3 separate regions of the Homo sapiens genome follow, and all the other regions are linked to region 3. Evidence: chromatin contacts called from ENCODE Hi-C or POLR2A ChIA-PET data. All regions are on one chromosome and are shown on one strand. The core of a region is the stretch at or near the end of the contact, and the rest is flanking DNA. Distances in the headings are between cores, read along the strand shown. Region 1 overlaps GLIS3 (GLIS family zinc finger 3). Region 2 holds the start of RFX3 (regulatory factor X3). Region 3 has its middle 65 kb from the start of RFX3-DT.

The links. A loop is a pair of places that touch in the nucleus more often than their neighbours do. ChIA-PET counts read pairs that join two places held with the same protein, here RNA polymerase II (POLR2A). Pooled maps may share reads with other maps.
Region 1: a loop to region 3 is called in a pooled map, with 3 times the contacts of the local background. The contact joins two enhancer-like sites. A Hi-C loop is called at or near these places in 4 of 37 single-sample maps with no recorded cell type and 8 of 50 pooled maps.
Region 2: a map of GM12878 shows a loop between it and region 3 (8-fold over the local background). The contact joins the promoter of RFX3 here to the enhancer-like site in region 3. A Hi-C loop is called at or near these places in 4 of 168 maps with a recorded cell type or tissue (CD4-positive, alpha-beta memory T cell, GM12878, PC-3 and 1 more), 32 of 37 single-sample maps with no recorded cell type and 14 of 50 pooled maps. POLR2A ChIA-PET finds 5 or more read pairs at or near these places in 6 of 52 experiments (CD4-positive, alpha-beta memory T cell, GM12878, PC-3 and 3 more).

Annotation. Positions count from the first base shown.
Region 1 is chr9:3,934,981-3,938,698 of GRCh38, reverse strand. It overlaps GLIS3 (GLIS family zinc finger 3), which reads left to right. Exons shown (of 11, transcript NM_001042413.2): 5 at 1,510-1,671. Among named protein-coding and RNA genes, the nearest start is that of GLIS3-AS1, 38 kb to the right of the region's middle. Within about 2 kb of position 1,663, at least 7 of the 41 ENCODE cell types and tissues checked have a DNase peak (open chromatin) inside an H3K27ac peak, as active enhancers do.
Region 2 is chr9:3,524,685-3,528,169 of GRCh38, reverse strand. RFX3 (regulatory factor X3) reads left to right here and starts at 2,169. Exons shown (of 17, transcript NM_001282116.2): 1 at 2,169-2,423. It overlaps LOC124902110 (a long non-coding RNA gene), which reads right to left and starts at 1,685. Exons shown (of 8, transcript XR_007061398.1): 1 at 1,393-1,685. RefSeq lists enhancers at 1,225-1,524, 1,785-1,834, 2,412-3,028 and silencers at 2,015-2,204, 2,635-2,724.
Region 3 is chr9:3,731,364-3,735,095 of GRCh38, reverse strand. No RefSeq gene overlaps it. Among named protein-coding and RNA genes, the nearest start is that of RFX3-DT, 65 kb to the right of the region's middle. Within about 2 kb of position 2,340, at least 8 of the 41 ENCODE cell types and tissues checked have a DNase peak (open chromatin) inside an H3K27ac peak, as active enhancers do; they include GM12878 and PC-3, where a contact is called at or near this core.

The DNA.
Region 1 (3,718 bases), core at 414-2,913, 200 kb before region 3:
TTAAGCAAAATATCAAAATTGAAATAAACCAACATATGTCTGTGAAACATGTATAACTCTCAATCAAAAATAAGTGCAACTTTCATAAATTTCTTAAAATACTCCAGCATGCAAAATCTGGACAACTTAAATAGATGGAGTGATGACATGTTTAATTATTTTTTTTTACTTAGTTCGTCCCTTATTTAAAGATGAAAATTCCAATAACCAAAACCTGGCCAGCTCTAGATCATTCTGTTGTGAACAATGTCCTCTACCATCTATTATAGTAAGTAAGAGAACCAAAGAGTTTTATACAATTTCTTGCAGCAAGGTTAAGTTATACCTGCTAATTTTGAATGGGAACCATCTGGAACTTACCTTCCTTCCTTACCCACCCTCACCCCCCTGCATTCCTCTATAAGAAGTGAGGCTTCTTAATTGCTTTAAATGTATTATGCTTTTTTTCCAGTAGGTGTTCCGTATTTCTCAGTTTCCCTTCCAGTGAGAACTCAAATGGGATTAAAACTGTCTAAGTAACATAACTATTCTGGGGGTTAGCACCAAAGAGAGAGTTAAAAGATAAATCCCCATCTCACCTTTATGCTTCATTTCTAGGCTTTCTCTAACACATTTTCTTTATTAGATTGTTACTTCAAGGATTGGAATCACTTTGACCCTATTAATAGTAGCTGATATTTTGCCCTCAGAAGACATTGAGTAAATGTTACTGTCAATAAATATTATTGACAAACCAGTGACACATTTATTGAAATCTTAAGCCTTTTATCTTCTTTTCCTCATGAATTAGATAATGAAATGTCTAAAAAGTAAAAAAAGATTAAAGTATTACGGTACTTTTTTGGAAAATGATTTCACACTAAATGAATTGTCTTTTAGCTTCCTTTGTAAGAGCCTGTTAAAAACTTTATCTCATTAGCCTTGGCATTACCATATACATTAACATGGTCACTCTTTTGAGGGTTGGAAAAAACTTACAAATATAGTTAAGGAAATTTATGATCATATTGATCTAGTGGACACATGTCTTTTTCATCCTGGACTCTCAAATCTTCAATTCTCCTTTTTCTCATATATCACTCTGACTTTTTTTTTCTTATTAGTTTATTAGTTGTCAGAAAGTTTCTTCCTTTCCAGTTCCTTCAATTTAGACCAATTTGGAAATGGAAAAGTGTGTTAATTTTTAATAAATCTTTAAGACACACATTACTGTATTTTTATTAACAGAGCCAGATGGCTCACGGTGAATTTTCTCTGACATAAGTAAATCACAGAAATCAGTTTGGGACCCAAATCTGATACAGAAAGTGGCATGTATATTCAGTGGAAAAATGCAGTTCACATAAATATTCGGATATTTTTAGGAGCAATATTTATTACTGTTTGGATTTGATTTTATTTTATCATTTTCGGCAAAGTACCAACTAAGAACATTTTTTTTTTAGCTGTCCCCCAGACTCAAACATTCAAGGTCCTTCTCAACCACCAAAAATTGTTTTCTTTTTGCAGTTTGAAGGTTGCGAGAAGGCCTTTTCAAGGCTTGAAAATCTCAAGATCCACTTGCGGAGCCACACAGGCGAGAAGCCGTATTTGTGCCAGCATCCGGGTTGTCAGAAGGCCTTCAGTAACTCCAGTGACCGCGCCAAACACCAGCGGACGCATCTGGACACCGTAAGAATGGCAGGAGCTTTCCAGTTTCCAACCCAGCGCCTGGTGTGAGGAAGTGCCTGCTTGATAGTGGGCTGGTGAAGTGTTTGCTTTATGGTCTGCAGGTTACAGGGACAATGCCAAGGGCAGCAGTGGAGCCTGGTAAAAGGCCAGATGGGGCCCTATTTATTTGGCTGTTTCATTTTTCTGTAGCAGCAGTTTATTCTAAATATTACAACCTCCTGGGACAGAAGGGTTACTTGGTCACCGCTGTGTACAAAGCAAAAGCAGTTTAGGGGCTGTCATGTAGTAGATTTTAGTACAGAGAGTGATCAGGAGAGACTGGCATTAAAAACAGTATTGAGATATCAAGTCGGTACTGTGTGCTATTGCTAGGAATATGAAGCAGTTTTTGTTTGTTTTTCTTTGTTTTTTTTTTCTACCCTGGTTCTTTCCCTCTTGACATAGAACTTTGCAGCTAGAATGATTTTCAAGAGTGAATTTGGCCCTTTGCTTTAGAAACCACCTGGTATTTTCACCTTCAGCTGATCTAAGAAGAAACAGTAAATCTTTCCCAAGAGTTCACTTTCCTCATGCTTCCTATCTGTTAGCAGCCACATATTCTTTGACATCAACCCTATGAGAACAATTGATTTTCATTATTACACCCTTAAGTCCCTTAATGCTACAACATTTTGCTCATTCCCAAATGCCTTTTCTATGATTCTTGTCTTTTATTTTCTCAATTATGTTGATAGCCCTCCTTTGCATTTCCCAGGTTTTGATGCCATTTTCGTTACACTAGGCCAGGTAGACTCTATGTAATTTCACTGCGCTTAACAAAGCCATCAGGATAAGTGTATTATACACATCACAGATCTCTTATCCCACATTCTTGCAAATAATGTATTCATGACAGTACTTTTTCGGTGTTAACATTCTGATGTCTATTATTAAACTACACCAGAGTTTGAATTTTGAAAAGATACTGTTATTTCTACACACCTTCTCATACATATTTAAGATTCTTCTGATGTTATAGTTGACATATTTATTAAATTTTATATTAGTCTCTATTAGTCATATTCATAGAAGTCATTTTAGCTATATGTCACATAACCTTTCTAAACAGAATTATCCCCTAATATGCATAAATGCGATGGTTTGCCTAGTAAATATCTCAAATATAATTAGAGCAACATGGGTGTAGGATGGACCCAGTTTCTACTCTACCTGAATTCAGTGATTTTAGGACCAATAAAATGGAACACTAAATGAATACATGTGGTGAATAGTGGGATTTTTCTAAGTAGAAAAAGAAAAAAAAAGAATAAATTGTGTTAAAATGCCCTATTTTGTTGTGCCTAAAATGGTCTTGGTGAGATCCAATAAACTTTCCAATTCGTCATTAACCTTTATCATGGAAGAATGAACATTTATGAGACAAGATTGTCTTGAGAAATTGCTTCTACTCCAGCTAGTTATCTGTAGGTTGCAAGAACTGTTGCGAGGCTAAGTGTTATGGTTTCGCACTGCCCTCCTTTGCTTGGAGCTAATTTTAGCTAATCAAGCTAAGAGCATTTTCAGAAATCATTTTGGAATAAAAATATATATCTTTTTAAAAAACTTTTGAGGAAGGCTACCTAATATAGTGGTTTCCTGATTTTTGTTAATGCAATCGCTTTTAAAACTCAGCTATTTTTTTTGGAAAAATTATTTCTCTATTAAATATTTTTAAAGCATCATTTTTTCCTTTAAGCTCCAAACTAGCTCCTGTTTAAATTTTTTACTGCATTTAACAAATTAGTAAGCTCTTTTAAAATCATATAGAAATCACACACTTGATTTTAAAAACAAACTATACTTGCTTGAAGAATTTGTTATTTAAATTTAGGTCCTTGTTCCCTTTCATTAATCACTCCTTATACTATAATACTGTCAGAATTTTGGATAAAGTATCTTTCTTCAACTAAGTGGATTCCTTATTTGTAGAAAAATGGTTTTCCCATAAACATTACTGAGTTCCTAATTCTAACCCTTAAAAGTTGTATTAATTAATCTCTCTATTAGC
Region 2 (3,485 bases), core at 920-3,419, 210 kb after region 3:
CAAGGTTCACTATGTGGTTTTCTTGCCTGCAGATTAAGAGCAATAAATTAAAAGGGCGGTAAGGATAATAGAACTATGTTCACTGACAAAAATAAAAAGCAACAGCTGACAATGAAAGACGGGACAGGCAAACTATAACAGACAATGGAATTTAAAAAAACAAAGCTATTCAGAGAGCCATGTAGTGTGAACATACAGCCCTACACACCATTATAGGAATGAGGACTTTATCAGTAAATATAATAAAGAGAATATTCATAACGACTACCAGTTTTCATAAAGCTGGAACGTATACCTCATTTCCCATCTGTATGTCAAATGGGACCCACACTGGTCACCACACAATCATTTGTCTGACTAGAAGCCCTTACTACCACAGTGGGTCAGGAAACCTTTTAGCTTTAGCACTAGGCTCACCACTGTTCACTACTGCAACACATTATTATTGTAAGAACATCTCTAACTCATGAGATTATCAAAGGCAACAATATTACTTTTAAAAACGTACCCAAAGTAGCTGGTTCCTAAAACAAGGTAACCTTGTATTCTATGGCACGCAGCCATAAACTAAAACCACCGACTTTTAGGACTCTCGGCCTGTTTTTCCTCAAATGCGAATATTACCTAACACTGGTGTTGTTGGGATTACATGAGATAATGTATGTAAAACACTTAGCACCAGTTCTGGGACACAGAATGAGCTCAGTATTATTTTAGCGCTGGTGAACGCATGCCGGCCCAAATCCCTTACTTGCAGGTGCAAAAATTAAGCCTCAAGAGGAGAACTGACTTCCTAAGGCTCTACTTCTACTATGTCATTGTCCTGGTTAAGCAGCTTAGCGGCAAATGTTGGGAGATTTTGGGTATTGGCAGGGCCTGGGGGCATGTGCCTGCTGGACTCGAGTCTGCAGAGAATTGGAGGAGTCTGTTTGAACCATGAGGCATTACAGGCTGTGCCTTATCAACGGGTGTTTGAGATGGCAGGTTGTGTTAACAACATTCAACACAGACGGAAGCCATTCGTCTATCTCAATACAGCCACAAACAGCAAGACCCTCAGCTACAGTAGGCTGAGTAACGGGGGATGAGAGCACGGCAGGTAACAGGATCCGGGCTTGAGCTCAACTCCCAGTTCGGTCTTTAAAGAGGGGTGAGCACTTAAGGGCTGAAACTAACAGAACTAGAAACTAACAGGATGGTATCGCAGGCAGGTGTAAGCTACCCCGCCCCTCTACGCCTTCCGTCGAGGGGAACCGCCAAATGCGCTTTCTCAGCCTCCGGGCAGGGCAATTTCTTGCTCTCTACAGGCACTTACTCCCATCCCTTGTAGATAGGGAGTGATGACCTCGCTTTTTCGTTATGGAGTGAGGGCCGGACACGCTTGGACCTCACCTCTCCGCGCCACGCTGCGGCGGCACCGCGGGAGGCCGACTCGCGCCCACGCACACCCCACGCTCGCCTTCTCTAAGATGGCGGCAGAGGCAGCTCGCTCACGCCCCGCCGCCCGCGCTCCTCCACAAGTCGTGCCCTCAGGAGGCGGGAGCGGGTGAGAGCGCGGAAAGCAGGAGGGCGAGAGTGACGCGGACCCTCCAGTCTAGCGCAGGCCGCGGAGCCCTGAAGCGTCCAGGAAAAGGAAAAGCCAGGAGGCTGACGCTACCAGGAACACCGCCGGCGCCTCAGAAACTAAAAAGCGGCGGCACATCCGGGCCCCTCTGCCCGCCCCGCCCCGGAAGTAACGTATCGGGCAGGGCGGGGGCCGCTCTTCAAAGTGGATTCTTCCCTCGCCATAGCTCGTTTCTTCACAAAGTGCCTGGAATCACCCTCGCCACCCCCTCCCCCGGGTTAGCCGTTACTCTCTCGTGGCTCCGGGACGTCTCTGTACAAAGCTGGCTGCTGGGACAGGCAGCCCTCGTTTCACAGATAGTACCCCTCGCACCACGACTCCTGGGCCTCGCCAGCGCGTGTAGTAACGTCCCTCCGAGAGGACTCTTGGTGACCTCAGCCCCAGCCAAGCATAGGCGCACCTCTTCGGAGTCCTGCGGTGGAATCCCGGCCTCGTGCCCCGTCACCCCGCCGCCCCGCCACCCCACCCGGGTTTGGGGGCCGTCAGTCACAGCGCTGCGCCCTCCCCTTCCGGCGGCTTGGCCGGGCCCGCCTCCTCCCCTCTTCCCTCCCCCACCCCTCCCCGTGCGAGTGTCTCCCTCTCCCTCTCGCTCTCTCTCTCTCTCCCTCTCTCTCTCTCTTTTGTGAGTTATAGCAACCGTTGCCTTGTGAATCAAGCGCCATAGTCACCGTAGTCCTGGCGACTGTTACCCATCAACAACAACTACTCCTCTCCTCCTCCTCCTCCTCTTCCTCCTCCTCCTCCCCACCACCACCATCTCCATCACCCACCAACAACACCACAATAATCCACAGCCAAGGTGAATATTCTTCGGTCTCTACATGTGTGTGGGAGCGTGTGGCTGCGTGTGAACGCGTGTGTCCGTGCGTGTGTGTGTTCGTGTGTGCGAGCCGAGTGTGGCTGTGCTGGGGTCTCACTCCTGACACGGGGGCTGCCGCTGCGGCGCCGCCGCCGAGGGGCTCTGTTCCCCGGGCTTGTTTACAATGGACCCTGCGCGCCGCGGCTGGGTCGGGGGTGTGGGCGCCGCGCCGCCCGCCGGCCCCGGCCCTGCGCCGGCCGCACTTCAGGGATGGAGCGGGAGCTTGGGGGGCTGCGAGCCGAGCGGGAGAGGGAGCCACAGTTTTCCGATGCGGATGCTGGATCTTTCCCTTAGGTCTGGTCTGAGGAGGAGGGTCAGGTGAAGAGATAAGAATTTGTTCTTTCTTTAATTTTCTTCTTTTCCAACGCTGCTGTTTCCTGCTTCTTTCAAAGCCGAAATAGACAACAGTGTGCAAGGGGGGGACCCAAGAGGTGGTGTTTTGTTGTTGTTGTTGTTCACTTGTGGGGCCTTGTTATGGGTTTTGTTATTTTTAATCCTCATACGTTGGTGAACTTTTCCCACCGCCCATTCCCTTCATTTTTGCCCCTCTTTGCCTGGTGCTGAATGGGCTGCTCTTCTTTCACCATCATCAGCTTCATGGTTTTCTTTTTTCTTTTTAAAACTGTATTTTCTTTGTGCGGCAAACAGTCTTAACATCCATTCAGCACTCTTCCCTCCCCCTCTTTCTCCCCCCCCCCACACACCCCTTGCACACATATTGAAACCTGGGGCCTGTTCGTTGGGCCCTCTTTGCTGTACTGGGAAAGATGTTTTTCTTTTTTAAAGTCTGTCTCCTCTCTCTTCTTTGGTGTGTGTGTGTGTGTGTGTGTGTGTGTGTGTGTGTGTGTGTGTGTGTGTGCTTGTGATTTAAACCGGATGCAGGGCATCTGTGATACTTGGGTTAGTAGTTATTGACAGTGCTTTATCCTTCATGTGGAGGTGGGAGGGGGAGTAGTGAGGTTCCGTTTCACTTTGATGATCCTCCTTCCCCGCAGTAGAGTG
Region 3 (3,732 bases), core at 1,091-3,590:
AATAATGCGTTTTGAAATACAGTCTAAAAGGAATACAGAGCTAAGGCTTCCACCGGAACAACAGGGCTGTTTTTCTGCCTACTTTGGGAAAGGAGTTAGGGTATGGGGAGATACTGGGTCCAGAATTGGTGTGTTCTTGATCTCACTGACTTCAAGAATGAAGCCATGGACCCTCGCGGTGAGTGTTACAGTTCTTAAAGGTGGCGTGTCCGGAGTTTGTTCCTTCTGATGTTTGAACGTCTTTGGAGTTTCTTCCTTCTGGTGGGTTCGTGGTCTCGCCGGCTCAGGAGTGAAGCTGCGGACCTTCACGGTGAGTGTTACAGCTCTTAAGGCGGCGCGTCTGGAGTTGTTCTTTCCTCCCGGTGGGCTCGTGGTCTCGCTGGCTCAGGAGTGAAGCTGCGGACCTTCGCCGTGAGTGTTACAGCTCCTAAAGGCAGCGTGGACCCAAAGAGCGAGCAGCAGCAAGAGTTCCTGCAAAGAGCGAAAGAACAAAGCTTCCACACAGCGAAGGAAGACCTGAGGGGATTGCCACTGCTGGCTCGGGCAGCCTGCTTTTATTCTCTTATCTGGCCCCGCCCACCCCCCCCCACATCCTGCTGATTGGTCCATTTTACAGAGAGCTGATTGGTCCGTTTTGACAGGGTGCTGACTGGTGCATTTACAATCCCCGAGCTAGACACAAAGTTTGCCACCTCCCCACCAGAGTAGCTAGATACAGTGTCCACTGGTGCATTCACAACCCCTGAGCTAGACACGGGGTGCCGATTGGTGTGTTTGCAAACCTTGAGCTAGATACAGAGTGCCGATTGGTGTATTTACAATCCTTTAGCTAGACATAAAGGTTCTCCAAGTCCCCACCAGACTCAGGAGCCCAGCTGGCTTCACCCAGTGGATCCCGCACTCAGCCGCAGGTGGAGCTGCCTGCCAGTCCCGCGCCGTGTGCCCGCGCTCCTCAGCCCTTGGGCGGTCGATGGGACTGGGCGCCGTGGAGTAGGGGGCGGCGCTCGTCGGGGAGACTCCGGCCGCACAGGAGCCCACGGAGTGGGGGGAGGCTCAGGCATGGCGGGCTGCAGGTCCCGAGCCCTGCCCCGCAGGGAAGCAGCTAAGGCCGGGCGAGAAATTGAGCACAGCAGCTGCTGGCCCAGGTGCTAAGCCCCTCACTGCCCGGGGATTGCCGGCTGGTCGGCTGCTCCGAGTGCGGGCCCGCTGAGCCCACGCCCACCCGGAACTCGCGCTGGCCCGCAAGCGCCGCGCGCAGCCCCGGTTCCGGCCTGCGCGTCTCCCTCCACACCTCCCTGCAAGCTGAGGGAGCAGGCTCCGGCCTTGGCCAGCCCAGAAAGGGGCTCCGTCAGTGCAGCGGCGGGCTGGAGGGCTCCTCGAGCGGGGCCAGAGTGGGCGCCAAGGCCGAGGAGGCGCCGAAAGCGAGCGAGGGCTGCGAGGGCTGTCAGCAGGTTGTCACCTCTCAATACCACTGATTCATAAATAGAAGCTATGTTCCCCTGGGAAGAAGCTATAAGCTGAATCCACTCCTCGTTGTGGCTGAAATATGTCTCACTTTTGAGCTTTCAAAGGATGCAATCTGGTTTATTCAGAGGATAGAGGTAAGAAAGTATCAAACTACTTGCAATAGCTATGTACTAAAGGTATTTAAGGGTGCTTCACAGAAAACTGAGATAGGAACTGCGGGCTGCACAAAAGGTGGTATTCAATCCAGACATCAGGTTCACCAAGACCCATGAGATCCTACCCGTGCCAGAAACAAAATCTTCATTGAAAACTTTCATTATTTACTTGCTCAACAGGGACTAAAAAGTCCCAGCCTAGTGTTAACTGGTTCATCTGGTGACCTGATCTGGCCCTCTGTGACCCGTTACTAAGTGAAATCTAACAGAAGTGAACCGTGACCCATTTGTTTTCCAAGCATGCAATTTGGTTCATGAATCTAGAAAACAATAGTGTGAAAAGCCTTTCACTTTCTAACTTTGGAAAATGATTATTTTTTAAAAACCTAATTAGATACCATGTTTCCTCTCTCTCTTTTTTTTTAAATAAGTTAGTTTAGTTAGAAAAGGCATTTCTGTGATGCATCTAATGGACTTGCTTGCTGCAGTGTGCTGGTAGAAATCTATAAAGAGTAAGTGCTGGGGGTGGGCCTGGAGTGGTGGGGAGAAGGAAAGCAAGCCACATCTCCTGATGCACAATTCTAAAGAATCCAGTGGTTCTTGAGTGTATATAGAGAGTACATATGAGTCAACAAGTAGACAAAGAAAATCCAGACCTTTGATGACCCCTGGTGAATAAACTAAGCACTGCATTGAAATGCAGCTAGAGCCACAGACTTCCGTGCAGGCAAGCCTCTGGAATGGCTCCTCTCTCGAGTAAGGCAAAAGGTTTTTTCTCCCCCAAATGCCTGTTTCATTTGTATTACAGACATACCTTACATACTTGAGGCATCGTTATCCTTCTGAACAATTCTCATGTTGGTGATCTCTGTTGGTAGAGACTAAGAAATGTGTATCCAACACTACTTTCTATTTGTGCTGTGACCTCTTAGACCCGAACAGTGTTATTCATGGAACACTGAAGAATTCAGTGACCTCCATAAAGCAAGATCTGTAACTATCTTTCAGATTAGGTATCTATTTATTATTTTTATGGAATAATTATAAAGAATAAATCAACCATCTTACATCACTCAAATTTAAGATCAGAGTTTAAAGATAATCACTTGTCTATAACTGCTGAGTACCGGGTAAAATACTCTTCTAGGCAGCAAAAGTCTGCATTTTTGTAAACAGCTGTGTGTGACCAGCATGTGGTACATGCGAGCCAGAAAGCAGGCTGTATTTTGTCAGCTTGTAGAAGAGAAGGGAAATTTGCCATTGTAAAAGAAGGAAGCAGAGAGGGGAGGTGCAGAGACTGAAATATTTTTATTGTACACCCCAGGCGTCCAATTATAAAAGAAATGTCAAATCCCTATTTGTAATAATCCAGAATGGAACCTACCTGGTAAAGTTATATAGAGTGGAATACAAAACAGTTTATACTGTTAATACAGTTTAGCTTATCAGTTATTTGCGTACCATAACTATTGGCTTTTAAGTTTTTGTTGCCTGAACAGGAAATATTTTTTATATCTCTCAGATTGGTGTACGCAGGGTGCTGAATTGCTGAGTTTATTCCTGCTCCCTTCACCCTTTTTAATCACCACAGACTAAGGAGTGCCTTTTTTCTCTGCTATGGTTTGAATGTTCCCTCCAAAACCCATGCTGACATTTAATTTCCAATAAAATGGTATTGGGGAGTGGGGCCTTTGAGAAGTGATGAGGTCATGAGGGCTCTGCCTGGTGAATGGATTAATGCTGTTACAGGAGTGGATTAGTTATCTCAGAAGTGGGGTCCTGATCAAAGGGTAAGTTTGGCCCCCATTTTCTCTCCACCTCATGCACTTGCTCACCACATAATGCCTTCTGCCACGGATGATGCATGGGAAGGCCCTCACCAGATGCTGGGGCCATGCTATTGGACTTCCTAGCCTCCAGAGCTGTGAGCCAAATCAACTTCTTTTTTAAAATGAATTACCCAGCCTGTGATATTCTGTTAAAACAGCAGAAAATGGACTAATAAAATCTCTTTAAAAATGAACTAAATTAAATTTTTAAAGAAATACAAAGCATTACGTATTCCAAATATGTGCTTCAGCTTCATGGGTAGGCATCTCAGTCTCTCCAC